2 separate regions of the Mus musculus genome follow, and region 2 is linked to region 1. Evidence: chromatin contacts called from ENCODE POLR2A ChIA-PET data. All regions are on one chromosome and are shown on one strand. The core of a region is the stretch at or near the end of the contact, and the rest is flanking DNA. Distances in the headings are between cores, read along the strand shown.

The links. ChIA-PET counts read pairs that join two places held with the same protein, here RNA polymerase II (POLR2A).
Region 2: POLR2A ChIA-PET joins it to region 1 with 22 read pairs in embryonic stem cell. The contact joins the promoter of Mta2 here to the promoter of Snhg1 in region 1. POLR2A ChIA-PET finds 5 or more read pairs at or near these places in 4 of 5 experiments (Patski and embryonic stem cell).

What each region holds. Positions count from the first base shown.
Region 1 is chr19:8,720,338-8,725,632 of GRCm38, forward strand. It overlaps Snhg1 (small nucleolar RNA host gene 1), which reads left to right and starts at 3,150. Exons shown (of 10, transcript NR_002896.3): 1 at 3,150-3,169; 2 at 3,804-3,852; 3 at 4,066-4,146; 4 at 4,335-4,384; 5 at 4,677-4,709; 6 at 4,885-4,919; 7 at 5,148-5,186. LOC115489078 (a small nucleolar RNA gene) reads left to right here and starts at 3,656; the gene lies at 3,656-3,727. LOC115489084 (a small nucleolar RNA gene) reads left to right here and starts at 3,914; the gene lies at 3,914-3,988. LOC115489083 (a small nucleolar RNA gene) reads left to right here and starts at 4,195; the gene lies at 4,195-4,264. It also overlaps LOC115489082, LOC115489081, LOC115489086, LOC115489087 and a transcript of Slc3a2 not described here.
Region 2 is chr19:8,939,851-8,945,562 of GRCm38, forward strand. It overlaps Mta2 (metastasis-associated gene family, member 2), which reads left to right and starts at 2,070. Exons shown (of 18, transcript NM_011842.3): 1 at 2,070-2,532; 2 at 3,615-3,682; 3 at 4,163-4,256. The coding sequence starts at 2,505. It overlaps Eml3 (echinoderm microtubule associated protein like 3), which reads left to right. Exons shown (of 22, transcript NM_144872.1): 20 at 729-827; 21 at 1,053-1,183; 22 at 1,280-1,732. The coding sequence ends at 1,483. Gm10353 (predicted gene 10353) reads right to left here and starts at 2,540. Exons shown (of 4, transcript NR_165499.1): 1 at 802-2,540.

The DNA.
Region 1 (5,295 bases), core at 1,900-4,399:
GATGTCTGTGCACCATGTGCCTGTCTGGTGCCCTTGGAGACCAGAAGAAGGTGTCAGATTCCCTGGAACTGAAGTTACAGATAGTTGTTAGCTGCCATGTGGGTGCTGTGAATTGAACATTCAAGCTACAATTTAGAAGAATGGACTAGAAGGGAACAAACTGGCGAGTGACAGTTCAACAAAAGCCGTAGGGGTAAGATTGGGACTGTGTCTCAGCTAGTGGCGGGCTGGCTAGAACAGAGAAAGTCCTGGGTTTGAACCTCGCTGCCTCGTAAAACCTGGTATCGTGGCACACACCTGCAGTCTCAGTCCTCAAAGTAGAGGCACGAGGATCCGAAGTTCAAAGCCAGCTCATCCTCGGCTAGATATCGAGTTCCAGGCCAACCCAGGCTACCTAAGAACATGACTCAAAAACAAAACCATGGGCTGTGTGAAGTCTCATCGGGTAAAAATACTTGCTCCACAACCCTGAGGGCCTGAGTTCAACCCCTGGGACCCAAACTGTAAGGACAGAACTGACTCCTCTAAGTTGACCTGTGACTTCCAGATATGCTAAAGCATGCACACTCCCCCATCCACAACATACAGCCACACACACACACACACACACACACACACGAATAAATAAGAAAAAAAGCAATGAGTTAAGGTGTAATTTTTAAAAGTTGAAACACAGCTCAATATAAACACAAGATGAAACACATGATTTTATTCAACTTATTAATTAAAGAACAAATAACTCAAAAGAGAATTCTAGGAAATGAAAATAGTATTTCAGTCAAGAATGCTTATATGAGCCAAGTGTGGTGGCATGCCTTTAATCCCAGCACTAGGGAGGCAGACAGAGTTGCCTTATTTATTGGTTCCCTTCTCCCAGATCCTGTTGGATATATAGACAGACATACATACATACATACATACATACATACATTCTCACACACACACACACACACACACACACACACACACACACACACACGTGTGTATGTGCATATCACTCTTCTCATCTGGAAAATGGAATGATTCTGTTTTGGTTTGCTTTTGTTTTCTTTTCCTTTTAATTTTTATTTATGTGTATGTTTGTGTATTCACAAATATATGCCACATGTGTACAGGTGCCCAAAAAGGCCAGAAGAGTTAGATTGCCTGGAGCTGGGGTTCAGGTGGCTATAAGCCACATAACATGGGTACTAAGAACTAAACTTAGGTCCTCTACAAGAACACCATTTGATCTGAACTGCTGAATCATCACTTCAACCCCAGTTGTAAACACTACAGAATCCACGCTAAAAAAAAAGCTGGGCTGTGATGTTGCACACCTTTAATCCCAGCACTCAAGAGGTAGAGGCAGGTGGATCTCTGTGAGTTTGAGGCCAGACTAGTCTATAAAGTAAGTTCTAGGACAGCTAGGACTACACAGGAAAATCCTGTCTCAAAAAACAAAGACAAAGCTGGGCGTGGTGGCGTATGCCTTTAATCCCAGAACTCGGGAGACAGAGGCAGGCGGATTTCTGAGTTCGAGGCCAGCCTGATCTACAAAGTGAGTTCCAGGACAGCCAGGGCTATACAGAGAAACCCTGTCTCGAAAAGCCAAAAAAAAAAAGACAAAAATTAAAATACTTTTTTTTTCTTTTTTGAGACAGGGTTTCAACTATGTAGCCCTGGCTGACAAGAACTCATTATGTGGTACATGCTGAGCCGCTGAGCTCCTCAAACTCCTCCTGAGCCTGCATCCCTAGGGCGGGACTAAAGGCATGAATCAACATGCCCAGCATTATTTTTTCTTAATTAAACTTTAGATGTGTATGTACCACGTGTGTGTCAGGTGCCCATGGAGGCCAGAAGTGGGTACTGGATCCCTTGGAACTGGAACTGCAGATGGCTACTAGCTGGGAATTGAACCAGGGTCTTCTGCAAGTGCTGATTTTGAAATCAGGCTGCCTGGATTTATACCTTGGATCTGATACTGTTTATCTGGGTAACAGTCAGCAAATGACTTAACCTCTCTGGGACCCGAGCTTCTCACCCATAACTGTACCTTACCACCTTCCAACTTGGATTATTAAGTGAGGTCATGCAGAAGAGCAATTAGTATGAGAGTAATGATAATTGTTCGAAAGGCAAGCTTCTGCATATAGATGTTTGCTATATGCATATGACTATAATGCTACTGCACACTCTCAATAACCAGTCTATAGCTGCGACTTAGAAAACTGGTAAATTCTAATGATTGTTCCCCCCAGAGCTCTTTATATCTAAGACCACCCATGCATAAAATGAGGGTTATCCCTAACTTTTAGGAGTGTGGAATATTAACTCATATTGGGTGCTTTAAACGGTAAGCCCAGTTGTGTGGAGAATTGTCAGCCTCAGTAGTATAGCACTTATCTACACATGCACATAGCAGCAGCTTTAATCTATAGCACTGCTAAAAACAAAACATGCAACATGCTCCATAAATGACATCTAAATGCTGGCCCTACTTCATTCAATCCGGGCCAAGAACATGGCGAAAATAGACCAGGAAGCAAAACACAAAAATCGGTCTCCAGAATGACGTAGGGCTTCTAGTCCCGACTGGGTTTCCCTAAAAGGCTTCATGCAAGGAAGCGAAAATCCAACCGAGCTCAGCCCAGGGCCCAGTACCTGAGTCGCCCGCTGCGCTGACAACCTGGACATCAAGCCCCGTCTGCGCGCTGGGCGGCTGGCGGGGAACCGAGACACCGTCGGTGGAGTGTTCAGTAGGTTCAGGATCCATAGAGATGGATCAACACGCGGCTTAGCGTGAGTGAGGGTGAGAAATCGCCTCAACGTATGGATATTGGTAGTTGTGACCCAGACAGTCGAGCTGTATGGGTCGCGAACCAAAATCTCCAGCGATGACGTTTTACCCGCAGTGAGTAAGAACCGCCTAGCCGCAGCGCCAAAGGCGTAGCGTCGCACTCCCCTAAAGCGCCTGCGCCTCTTTTTCGCGCTGCAAAATCAGAGGCGGAGCTCTCCGCACGCCCCTTTGGGCGGATTCCTCTACCCACAATTCCTCCGGCTCGCACACCGCTTACCTTAGCGCCTGCGTGAGTCCTAGTCCCACCTCCAAATCCCGTGGGCCTTTGCGAGATGCTATTTATAGGCCACACGTTGTTCTTGTCGGCCTCATTTTTCCTTGTTCGGGGTAAGTACTCTACGTCTTTATGTGCTGTAGTTTTCACTTTGTTTTTTTCTTGTCTTTCTCTTTTTTTTTTTTTTTTTGGTTTTTCGAGACAGGGTTTCTCTGTATAGTCCTGGCTGTCCTGCTGAAACTCACTTTATAGACCAGGGTGGCCTCGAACTAAAATCCGCCTGCCTCTGCCACCCGAGTGCTGCGATTAAAGTCGTGCGCCACCACGCCTGGCTCTTGTCTTTCTCTTAATCAGCTTTCCTATAACTGCGGCTGGCTTTTATCACAAACACCTATCTGTCACTGTTGTGAACCGCCGCCTGTATTTTCTTACGTAATGTTTATTTCTGGTGATTTAAAAGACCCTCGTGGGCAGCGTTAATAAATGTGGACTTTGGTAATCTGTTCCGTAGTCTTAGCGGGGAGACCATGTTAGGGCATTCAAGACCTAAAGATGACAGGATTTTGTGAAGGACAAAATGGTGGCGGCAGTGCAAGGCCACCCCCTATGATGAGGACCTTTTCACAGACCTGTACTGATATATCTGTGAGGATAAGTAACTCTGAGGAGGCTGGCCCTACATCACAGCCTTCTCATCCTTTAGAGATTTCTTGGTGTAGAAGTAACCCGATGCTAACTTCTCTACAGGTTTGAGGTGCCACCTTACAAAAGGATGGGTGTACGCTCTCTTTTCAGAGTAAGTAGTGTTAATGGTTTTACCAGATTTTTTTGGTTGTTGAGTATAAGTTGTGTGTGTGCTACGGGGATGATATGAAAACTGAACTCTCTCTTTCTGATGGTTTAGTGGAGAAAACAAAAATTCTCTGAGTAGCACAATCTGTGGCAGGTATTTGGATTGTTTGGCATAAAGTCTTTTATTGAAGTTTGGGGTTTTTTTTTTCTGTTCTAGATGTGGTTCATCTCAAAGCCCTTTACACTTTGGAGCCAGGCCTGTTCAATTTTACAAATAACACGTTTTGCTTGTAGTCAGGTAGGTATTGATGGTTGGTGCTTCCTTAGGGAACATATTTAGATGGCCACTTAATGATGAACAATGTAAATGACAAGCATATGGCTGAGTTGCAATGATGTCATCTTACTACTGAAATGGGCTGAAGAAAGAAGGTGCTGAGGTGGCTGTGATTACATTTAAAAATGACATTGTTTCTCTGTTTCCAGGGTGCTGTGACAACATGAAGAGTTCGAGCTACCTCCCAGGATGAGTGCAGGTAATTGTCCAAGTAGAGCTTAGGGTTTCCCTAGGGAAAATAGTCAAGACAGACATTGAAGCAGCACAACACTTTTTTGCTGCTTACTATTTGTATTTCTAGAGGACACATTATGTTAAGGCCTTTGTTCTCTTAAAAACTCAACTGTCAGATGATTTGAAATGATGACACTGAACACTCCGTGAAGGTGTGAATTTATAGCATGTTAGAGTTCTGATGGCAGTTAGTGCTGACAGACAGATTGTAATTCTGTCCTGATGGTTGAAAATAACTACTTGTTACTCTTCCACAGGTTTTCCTGGTGACAAATCTCAGGCATTCAAAGGTTAGTTAGATTATTTTGGATGGGGTTTGTTCACTAGGTTTGCTGTTTCTATGATGAATCAAACTAGCTCACTATGACTGCTAATGAAAACACAGGAACACCTGAGAAACCAAAGGGTAGTGTGGGGGCAAGGGCCTTATATCCAGCCTTTTCAAGGTTTGTTATTTTTCTCCAGGTTCTGTTAGCAGTGCCATACTTGTGGGTTTACAGGTGAGTGATTCCAGTGTGTGGTGTGGTGTATGTGCATAGCATTGGACTGGGGTGGGGGGACCTAACTGAGAACGTACTTTGTGTATATATGATGACTTTCATAGAATCTCGTTCGGCTGATGATTGCTGTTGAGACTTGGAAATCTGATTTTTCTCAGAATGATGGGTTAGATAGGAACAAGCTGTTGCAGGATTTTTAACATTGCTGATGACTGTCTTGTTTTTCAGAGATGGTGTGTCTGGCTGAGAACAAAGGAGCCGTACCAGGTATATGTCTTAGTAATGCTTTTTGTAGTATAAGGTTGAATATATAATACTTAGACCTAGTGAATTCCTGCTCACCCTGATGAACTGAATACCGCCCCAGTCTGATAGC
Region 2 (5,712 bases), core at 820-3,319, 220 kb after region 1:
AATCCCAGCACTGGGGAGGCAGAGATACGTGGCTGGATCTTTATGAGTTCAAGGCCAGCCTGGTCTACATAGTGAGTTCTAGGGCAGCCAAGGCTGCATAGGAAGACTGTGCCTCAAAATACAAAACAAAGGAAAGGCCAGGCGTGGTGGCGCACACCTTTAATTCCAGCACTGGGGAGGCAGAGGCAGGTGGATTTCTGAGTTCAAGGCCAGCCTGGTCTACAAAGTGAGTTCCAGGACAGCCAGGGCTATACAGAGAAACCCTGTCTCGGAAAACCAAAAACCAAACCAAAACAACCCCCCCCCCCAAAAAAAAAAAACCAAACCAAAACAAACCAAAACAAAGGAAAAAGCCGGCTGCACCAAGAAGACAGTGCTTTAGGATAGCTCCTTAGGGCAAGTGGGGGAGGGGCAGCTGATGAGAAACTGTTAGTGCTTTATCCAGAGGCTCTAGGCATGTCTAAGGCTACATTCTCTGTTTCTGAGACAGGGTTCCCTCTGTCACCTGCGTTTGTAGACCAGGGTGGCCCCCAACTCAGAGATCTGTCTGCCCCACTAGGACTGGGATTAAGGATCTGCACCATCATGCAGGCCTAACTTAAAGCCAAGCCAAGTCAGTGAGAACTTGGGAAGCACACAGTGGGGTTCATAGTGGACGCTATGCCTATGATCAGTTCATGTCGTCAAGTGAGGGAAGAATGACGGCTGAGTAGGCGATTTCCACCTAGGGGATGTGGCTGGAGGCTGCAAACTGCTGAGGAACCGCTATGAGAGCAGAGACCGGGAGTGGGCTACCTATACCTGTGTGCTGGGCTTCCACGTCTATGGTGAGCCAGGATCTGGAATCCGTTAGGAGGGCTGGGGAAACAAGGAAGAACCCATTCTGCCCTCAGAATCCTGGGCGTGTGCCACCTCGGGGTGGGGGTCATAGTGGCAAATCCAGGCTAGGAGGCCCCTTGGGATTGTCTGGAGCGCAGTGGCAACCTGAAGACCTGAAACACTGCAACTCTAGGTTGTGGTAGCAGCCTGACTCAGGCCACCTGTTGTGTTAGGTGTGTGGCCTGATGGCTCTGATGGGACAGACATCAACTCCCTTTGCCGCTCCCACAATGAACGGGTGGTGGCTGTGGCAGACGACTTCTGCAAAGTACACCTCTTTCAGTACCCATGTGCTCGAGCCAAGGTGAGGCTTCAGGGGACCATTGGGCCCAGGTGGGTAGGTTTGGTACCCTGCCATTGCTGCAACCAGTTGTTTTTTTTTTTTTTTTCTCTCATCTAGGCGCCAAGTCGTATGTACTCAGGCCATGGCAGCCATGTGACTAGTGTCCGGTTCACGCACGACGACTCATACCTTGTCTCCTTAGGTGGCAAGGATGCTAGCATCTTTCAGTGGCGAGTGCTGGGGGCAGGGAGCTCTGGGCCCGCTCCTGCCACACCATCTAGAACGCCCTCTCTGTCCCCTGCCTCCTCCCTGGACGTGTGATTGATGCTGGATGGTCTTGTCCCTCTGGTACTGTGGTCTGGCCCCACCCTGGCCAAAACCCCTAGGACCAAGGACAGTCTTTTCCTGTGCTGGCTTTTTCTTTGACTTCATACATTCCCAATTGCGCATTTTTCTGGAGGGGCTAACCACCCCACTGCACACAAAATAACAACAGACTTGCTGGCTGAGCCAGGCAACCCAGCTCCGACACCCTCTGCTCGGTGAGGGGCAATAAAAAGAAAAAAGTAACTGCCTGGTGCTTTTGTGCGGCGGGTCCCCTCAGGGGCCCAGTTGTGTTAGGATGAAAGAAAAAAGTGCAGGGCGGGAAGAGAAAAGGGAGTTCAGACCAAATATGCAAATAACAGGCAAAGCGGCTTGCAAATAACCTCAAGAAGAGTGAGGGCGCGCGCGCGCCTTTCGACGCCACTGCCGGGGAGCTGCTAGGACCCATAGTGCAAAGAGTTAATTCCGGCTCCTCACCGCCCTCAGGGGCGGGGTCGAGCTGCAACGGAAATAACCGAGCGCGAGGCCGCGGCTGAGCGAAAGGAGCCGAGTTCCTTCCGGAAGTGGCCGATCTGCGGGGTCTTGCTCTCCGACCTGAGCCGAGCGCTGGGCCTTGTTCTCCGGATCGGCCGAAGGTGTTCCGGAAGGAGGCGAACCCGGACGCGGGCAGGGCAAACCTTGCCAGCGGTTGGCACCGCACGACGTCTGCTGGGACTCGGTGAGGACGCTAGGAGCTGGAACCTCACTCCGGTCAGGCAGGAATCGAGCTCGTTCCGGAAGAAGCCGAGTAGACCGGAGCTGGCCTCGGTGTCCCGGCGTGAGGCTATAGCAGTGTCGTCGTCGCGCGGGCAGTGATGAGCCGCGGCGGCTGAGCGAGCAGAGGTGCCGGCTGCTCGGGCCCCATCGACACTTCCGCGAAGCGTCAGCCACGCGCTGGGGGCTTCGTCTGGAGCTGAGCTTTGCCCCCGCGAGCCTCCGGGACCTCTTTGTGTGGCCGGAGGCGGCGGCGGGAACGGCCATGGCGGCTAACATGTACCGGGTGGGAGGTGAGTACCCTGAGCGGAAGAGGCTGAGGCCGGGATCAGGGAGACTCGGTGTCCGCAGGCGCGGGGGAGCCACATCTGGGGTCGTGTGGGCCGCGGCACCGACCGGAACCGGAATCAAGAGCCATGGTTCCGCGGCGGCGACGCTATCGGGCGCAGAGTCTACCGCAGAGGCTTACCTGCAGCCGTAACGGTGCTCTTGAGACCTGTGACTGGATCGCCGGGCTGGAAGTGGCCTTGGCTTTGGAAGGGGCCCGAGTGACCCACCGTCCGGCCAGCCGCGCTAGGGGCTAGGCGCGCAGGGGTTTTCTTTTCTGTGGCGGCTTGTGCGTTCGCGAAGGTGGGGCCTGAACAGTTTACTCAATTCTCCTATACAAGGATGCAACTTGAGTGCAAAGTTGTATGGACTCCAGGGAAATTCTTGTTCTTGTTTCTTAAGTCTCACTTTTGAGTGAAGATCTGACTTTAGAACTGGGTGTTGCAGGGGTAGGGGGTAAAAACTCATTTCCTTTTTCTTCTTTTTTCCTTGTTTCTTTTTAGACAAGGTTTATTCTCTGTGTAGTCTTGGCTGTCCTGGGACTCATACTGTAGACCAGGCTGTCCTCGAACTCAGAGATCCGCCTGCCTCTGCCTCCTGACTGCTGGAATTAAAGGTGTGTGACACCACTGCCTGGCAAAGTATTTCCATAATATCTCTTTTCCTTCCTTCCTTTTTTTTTTTTTTTTTTTTCTTTTTTTCTCTCTTCTCTTCCCCCACCCCCCATTTCCTTTTTGAGGCAGGTTTCCCCCTTGTTTCTTTTGAGACAAGGTTTCTCTGTGTAACCCTGGCTGTCCTGGAACTTGAGCTGTAGACTTGGCTGGCTTTGAACCAAGAGCCTGCTTTGGTCTCCCAGACTGCTGGGATTAAACGCATATGCCACCACTGTCCAGCTAATGACTAGTACTTATTTTCTTAACTCTCTCCTCTTGCTCATCTCCACTTCATCTCTATCTAGAATTTTGTCTCATTTTGGTCCACACAGAGCGACTTTTTCATCTGGGTGCCCTCTCCTCTGATCCTCTTGTTTCTTCCCCACCTCCTACAGATTACGTCTATTTTGAGAACTCCTCCAGCAATCCTTACCTGGTTAGACGGATTGAGGAGCTCAATAAGGTGAGTGGAGTTGGTTTTTTTTTTTTTTAATGATACAGGGTCTCTCTATTATGTAACCTTGGCTGCCTGGAACTTGCTGTGTAGACCAGGCTGATCTTAAACTCATGGAGACCCTTTTCATTGGTTCTGAAATTATCTTTGAGTATTAAGTCTTTACTGCTAAGTTTTTCTAGCTCTTCTACTTAGACCCTTAAGGAGATATTGCTTTTGACTCTGCGCACTTCCACTCCCCCACCTCCCCCCAGCACCTCCACTTTCTTTTGTTGTTGTTGTTGTTTTGTTTTGTTTTGAGACAGGGTTTCTCTGTGTAGCCCTGGCTGTCCTGGAACTCATTTTGTAGACCAGGCTGGCCTTGAACTCAGAAATCCGTCTGCCTCTGCCTCCCGAGTACTGGGATTAAAGGCGTGCACCACCACACCCGGCATGCATCTCCACTTTCAAATGGCCAATTTTCCTTCTCGGTTTTTCTCCCTCCTTTAGACTGCAAATGGAAATGTGGAAGCAAAGGTTGTCTGTCTTTTCCGGCGAAGGGATATTTCTAGTAGCCTCAACAGCTTGGCTGACAGTAATGCTCGTGAGTGTCTTCATTCCTTACCCATCTCCCTTCCCCAGGATCTGAGGACTAGACATGTTCCTGCAGGTGTTTCCCCTGGCAGCATGCCCAAGGGAGGGTGTGAGTTTGGGGGGGGGTGGGAAGTGCCTGGTCTGCGGAGGGAGGCCTGTTGTTACACGTTGGGGTTGGAAGCAGGGCGGGCAGACCATGATAAGGAAAGCCAAAATGAGGCTTATGTGTGTGAGTGGAGAGATATTTAGATAGGAAATGAAAAGAGCTTTAGAGAAGCAGGCACTCGGGGACATTTTGGGTACTTTGGGACAGTGGTTAGTGAGTGATGGCCAAGGTGAAGAGGAAGATACTGTTTTGAGAAGTCTGCATAACAGAGAGGCTTATGCTGTAGTCTGGAGGCGATGCCAAAACATTAATAGAGATGATAAGCTAGGAGCAGTTCTCTTGGACTTCCCTGCCTTCACCATTTTTCCTCTCCATTCCAGTTAGTGTCATTTTTACTTATTTTTGCTTTGTCTGCATTTTCTCTATGATCTTTATATTGTAATTTTTTTTCACTTAGTTTTATCTTTTTTCTTTCCTTTTTTTTTTTTTTTTTTCTTTGTCAGGGTTTCTCTGTGTAGCCCTGGCTGTCCTGGAACTCACTCTGTAAATCAGGCTGGCCTTGAACATAGAAATCTACCTGCCTCTGCCTCCCTGGTGCTGGGATTAAAGGCGTGTGCCAGCACTACCCGCATCACTTAGTTTTCTTTTAACTCCCTTTTTCCCTCCTAGATTCTTTTTCAGGCTGCAGTCATGAAAGGGTTAATGAACTGGGCCTACCAAGTTTCCTGGCCCTTTGGGGTTTCCGGCTCCATCTGGCAGGGGCTGACCTTGGCCTTATCCAATCAGAAGGGGTAGGGGTGTGGTTCTTTTTGCCCTACCTCTGGGTTTTCCTAGAGCACAGAGAGACACGGACACCCCCACCCCAAATCTGTACCCCCATTTTTCAGGGGAACAATGCACCGATGAGCATGTGCCTGAGGTTTCTGTCTTCTACTTTGGTTGGCACTTAGCCAGGTTAACTGTTTCTACGGAGATTTCAGTGCAGGCCTCTTGGTGCCTCTTGGTGAGGAAGGTGTTGGCACTGGTTTCAGAGTTGCCCTTCTTGAAAGCCCACAAACTATTATTAGCCAAGTAGAAAGAGAAGGAGCATTAGGTTGCATGTGATGTTTCAGACACAGCAAGGAGTCCTGAAGTATGAAGAGGAGCTGGTAAATAAACAGCGACCATGTGTGCTATTTTTACTTCTTCTTAACTGGATTTTAGGACCTCGGACTGGTTGTGCAAGAAAGAGCTAAATATGATGTCACACTGTATTATGGCTCTGTTTGTGCTTTCTGCGTGTTGGCAGCTAGGGTTGGGTGCATTTCTGTGGTATCCTTATACTCTCACAGTATAAGGATGGGATAATTCCTTTGACGGA